2 separate regions of the Homo sapiens genome follow, and region 2 is linked to region 1. Evidence: read pairs that join two places in POLR2A ChIA-PET (ENCODE). Cell type or tissue: B cell. All regions are shown on one strand.

Evidence for each region. ChIA-PET counts read pairs that join two places held together with the same protein. Peaks named below come from ENCODE experiments on the same cell type or tissue, not always from the same donor. Only the 100,000 strongest peaks of a DNase experiment are listed, where the experiment ranks them.
Region 2: POLR2A ChIA-PET joins it to region 1 with 5 read pairs; 10 of 35 experiments call an interaction of 5 or more read pairs at or near these places.

Annotation. Positions count from the first base shown.
Region 1 is chr12:56,183,655-56,186,154 of GRCh38, forward strand. SMARCC2 (SWI/SNF related BAF chromatin remodeling complex subunit C2) reads right to left here. Exons shown (of 29, transcript NM_001330288.2): 4 at 1,376-1,457; 5 at 1,190-1,282; 6 at 521-590; 7 at 207-276. Among named protein-coding and RNA genes, the nearest start is that of SMARCC2, 4.6 kb to the right of the region's middle. In B cell, no CTCF peak of the experiment used is centred here; no DNase peak of the experiment used is centred here.
Region 2 is chr12:56,343,611-56,346,110 of GRCh38, forward strand. It overlaps STAT2 (signal transducer and activator of transcription 2), which reads right to left. Exons shown (of 24, transcript NM_005419.4): 23 at 215-525. Among named protein-coding and RNA genes, the nearest start is that of IL23A, 6.0 kb to the left of the region's middle. In B cell, no CTCF peak of the experiment used is centred here; no DNase peak of the experiment used is centred here; H3K27ac peaks cover 474 bases.

The DNA of each region.
Region 1 (2,500 bases):
ACATAAAGCCTCAATCCTTTTAGCCCAAGGCTTGTCCACTAAGTCCAAACCTCCCCCAAGACAGAGGTTCACTTACTAGGTGAGAGGAAAACAAATTAAGTGATCTAAAAATAACTCTGAAAGAGTGGCCTCTTGCTCTGCTAGATGTCCTAGGGCTTCTGGGTCTGGCTCTTATACTTAAACCTGCCCCAGGAACCCATCCTCACCTGTCAGGATAGTAGCCCCAGTGCAGAAGAACCTGCTTATCCCTCTTCATGACTGGTCGTACCCATTCCTCTGGGGATAGAGGAAGAGAAGGGAGAGATATAAGCTAAAGGGGGACACAAAAAAAATACTGTACAAAAGCCCTAACTAATGCACTCTCCTGTTGTAGCAGGGGACTTGGTAATAGGAACTTAAGGTGGTAAGAGGATTCAAGATTGAAAGAAGAGGAGGAGCCCAGGTACTGAATGGTGATCTTAGTCCTCTGCCTCCTAGTCCAAACCATCCACTCAAGTGGACAGGAAAACCCAGGTCTCACCTTCTTCTAGATTCCCCGGGACAGGATACACAACATGGGAGGCATTGTTCTTATCCTCAGTGACTGTTCCCTGGATGGTAAAAGGAGAAGCGGGTAAATTATGGTCCCCTCTGAATTACTCAAGGTTTAGCCACAGAGCTGCCTTCCTAACCATATTTTGCTTATAATAGTATTAAAGTTAGTTTGTATTCTCTAAGCACACACCAGCTAAGTGGCAGAGGGAAACAGCTGGGATTGTGCTAATAATGGAGAAAAGTCAAAGAATTAAAAATTGCCAAAAATAATCTTCTGAACAGATAATCTATACATGGGAAATTTAAAGTCCACTGTACATCCTTATCAATGACATCTATTCATTACTATAAAGTTCCAAAGAGCAGGAATTTCATTTATCTGAGATCACGCAATCTCTAGCTCAGTAGAAGTGGATACTATTTTTCCCCAGGCCAACATAGTCTCTAGAACAGTAATGCAAACCTGTCAGGACTGAAAAATGGGAGAAGCAGACAGAAAAAGACAGACTCAAGGCTTTAACTCAAGTCTTTTTCCAAGTAGACAGAGCCACCTCTGAAGCAGAAAACATGGTAATTCAGGGCTGCTGCTTGGTATAGAAAACACTGGGAAAACAGTCATGGAGTTTCTGAAACCTCTCCTCACCAGACCATTTACCTGGTGTCTCTTGATAATGTCCTTTAATTTCCCTAGTAGTTTGGGCTCAATTTCTGGGCACAGAAAAATGTTAGGTCGAGACAGGCAATTATTCTGTGGAGAGAAGAAATAGAATGAGATTATAGGAAAGGGGTGTTTTAGATTCTCACTGAGGGAAGGGAGATAAATAGGGTATATGCCTATTACCTGCACCAAGGACTTCTCAATGGTCATAAACATTTCCACATTGCGGTCCATGCGTGATGGATTCTGGAAATCGTAACGCCGCCTTGTGAAGAGGCAATAATCTAGTGAGTGGTATAGCTCAGGTCTGCAGATGAGGTGAGGGCACGTGACTTTTTTGTTTGTTTTTTGAGATGGAGTCTTGCTCTGTCACCTAGGCTGGAGTGCAGTGGCGCGATCCCGGCTCACTGCAACCTCTGCCTCCCAGGTTCAAGCAATTCTCCTGTCTCAGCCTCCCCAGTAGCTGGGACTATAGGCACACACCACCTCACGTGGCTAATTTTTGTATTTTTAGTAAGTAGAGACGAGGTTTCACCATATTGGTCAAACTGGTCTTGAACTCCTGACCTCAGGTGATCCACCTGCCTCGGCCTCCCAAAGTGCTGGGATTACAGGCATGAGCCACCACACCCGGCCTTTTTTTTTTTCTTGAGAGGGAGTCCCGCTCTGTTGCCCAGGCTGGAGTGCACTGGCGCGATCTTGGCCAGCTGCAACCTCTGCCTCCTATGTGCAAGCCATTCTCCTGCCTCAGCCTCCCAAGTAGCTGAGACTACAGGTGCCCGCCACCATGCCCGGCTAATTTTTGTATTTTAGTAGAGATGGGGTTTTGCCAAGTTGGCCAGGCTGGTCTCAAACTCCTGACCTCAAATGATCCACCCACCTCGGCCTCCCAAAGTGCTGGGATTACAGGTGTGAGCCACTGCGCCCAGCCATGACTTCTTAATATGGGAAATTAGGAGGCAAGCTTGCTCACAGCTATTGCCAAACATCACCTGGGATCTGAGGTTCACTGATCTCAACTCCATGAATCACTCTCTGTGCTTACTTCAAAGGGACAAAAAAAGGTTTGAGATGCCAACCTAAGAATCCCTTTTCCTCTACAAAACACACAGTGATACTCACACACTCACTCTTGGAGACTGTTTTGGCTCTGACTCCCAACCATCTTCCTGACGTAGTAAGTCAGGTCTACTGACCCAGCAAAATAAAGAGACTCACAAGAATTTCTACCCCAGAAAGATCCCAGGGAATCAAAAAGGGGGATTTCCTCTAAACTAAATATAAGAAGAATAGAGAGAATCATCTCAC
Region 2 (2,500 bases), 160 kb after region 1:
GCAGGAAAGGCCTGGGAAGAGCCTGAGTGGGAACTTGTGGGATGAAAGAGCAGGGAGGTGGGGGAAGGCATGTGTAATTCCTAAAAAAAGGAATCACAGAATGGACCTCTCTCCAATGAGGAGCTTGGAGTTCAGCTTTTTCTGTAATGGGAGAGGGAGAAGAGGTAGGAAAGGGAATGTGTGCCATCTTCCATAGCTCCATCTCATCACTTACTTTCCATTGGCTCAGTGTTCAAATGTCTCAGATCACAGGGCAAATCTGGCTCTGGCACTGGCTGTGATACAGGTCCTTGGTCTGGCTCTGGCACTGTTTGTGATACCATGCATAGTGTGGGCTCTATCACAGGCTCCAGAGTGGACTCCAGCACAGACTCTAGCTCTGGCCCCAGATCCAGCCCTGCCTTCAGCAGTGGCTCTAAGTCCAGGCTGAGCTCTGGCTCTGGCACCAGCCCTAGTTCCAGCTCTAATGACTCCAGCTCTGGCTCTGGCTTAAGCTCCAGCGGTTGTTGCAGTTCATCCACCTGTCTGGATACCCAAAGACAGACAAAGGGGCAGGGCTCAGTGGTTCAAATGAAATCAGGAATGGTAGAATAAGCAGAAGCTAGTCTAAGAAGGCAGTAGGGCGGAGGGCTAAAGAGCATGGGTTTGGAATCAGGCCTCCTGGAGTTTGAATCCTGGCTGGGGGACCTTAGGCAAGTGGCCTAACTTTTCTGAGCCTCAGATTTATCATCTATAAATGAGAACAATACCTAGTAATTCTTGAGAGGCAGTAGGGTGGTTAAAATCAGGGCTACGGAATCTAACAGACCTGTATCATTAGCCACGTACCTTAGGTACAAAACTTGACTACTCTAAATCCAGTTCCTTAGCTGAAAACAGTAACAGTGTTTACTTCACAGGACTATTTTGTAGATTCAATAAAATGAGAAAATAAATGCAAACCATTTAGCCTAGTGCCTGGCGCATAATAAACTCTCAGGCCAGGCATGGTGGCTCACACCTGTAATCCAAGCACTTTGGGAGGCTGAGGCGGGCAGATCACTTGAGGCCAGGAGCTCATGACCAGCCTGGCCAACATGGTGAAACCCTGTTTCTACTAAAAATACAAAAGTTAGGCCGGGTGCAGAGGCTCACGCCTGTAATCCCAGCACTTTGGGAGGCCAAGGTGGGCGGATCATGAGGTCAGGAGTTTGAGACCAGCCTGGCCAATATGGTAAAACCCTGTCTCTACTAAAAATACAAAAATTAGCCAGGTGTGGTGGTTGTGCGCGCTTGTAGTCCCAGCTACTCAGGAGGCTGAGGCAGGAGAATTGCTTGAGCCTGGGAGGCAGAGGTTGCAGTGAGCTGAGATCGTGCCACTGCACTCCAGCCTGGGCAACAGGGCGAGACTCTGTCTCAAAAAAAAAACAAAAATTAACCAGGCATGGGTGGCGCTCGCCTGTAATCCCAGCTACTCAGTAGGCTGAGGCAGGAGAATTGCTTGAGCCTGGGAGGCAGAGGTTGCAGTGAGCTGAAATTGCACCACTGCACTCCAGCCCGGGCAATGAGAGTGAGACTGTCTCAAAAAAAAAAAAAAAAAAAAAAAAAATTCTATCCCCAGCCAAGTGCCATGGCTCATTCCTACAATCCCGGCAATTTGGGAGGCCAAGGCAGGAGACTGCTTGAGGCCAGGAGTTCAAGACCAGCCTGGGCAACACAGTGATACCCCATCCCTACAAAAAATTTAAAAAATTAGCTGAGTGTGATTGAGTGTGATGGCGTGTGCCTGTAGTCTCAGCTACTTGGGAGGCTGAGGCAGGAGCATTGCTTCAACCCCTAGGTCAAGGCTGCAGTGAGTCATGATTATACCACTGCACTCCAGCCTGGATAACAGAGACCCTGTCTCAAAAAAAAAAAAAAAAAAAAAAAAAAAAAATATATATATATGCGGGGTGTGGTGGCTCACGCCTGTAATCCCTGCATTTTGGGAGGCCAAGGTGGGTGGATTGCTTGAGTCCAGGAGTTCAAGAACAGCCTGGGCAACATGGTAAGACCCCATCTCTACAAAAAATACAAAAAAAATTAGCTGAGTTTGGTGATGCATGCCTGTATTGCTTGAGCTCAGGAGGTCGAGGCTGCAGTGAGCCAGGATCACACCACTGCACTCCAGCCTGGGCGACAGAACAAAACCCTGTCTGGAAAAAAAAAAAGCTCCATGCTTGCATCAAGTAGGTACCCATTAACACCAGTGATTATGATCATTATTATCCAGAAACCCCTGTGGAGACAACCTAAGGATGGCAGCAGAAAAATATGAGATAGGAGAGACTAGAACCAGAAAAAACTAGAGTGGGCTAGGAGGGAGGGAAGGCTGGGGAGACTGGAATAGGGCAGCTTAGGAGAAGGCAGAAAGGAGAGGCTGTGGGAATGGCAGGGCAGAGCAGCTGACCATCATCCTGGTGCTCCACCCAGGAGAAGGTAATGCCCCCTTTTGACGATTCACTGAAGCAGAGCCAAAAAG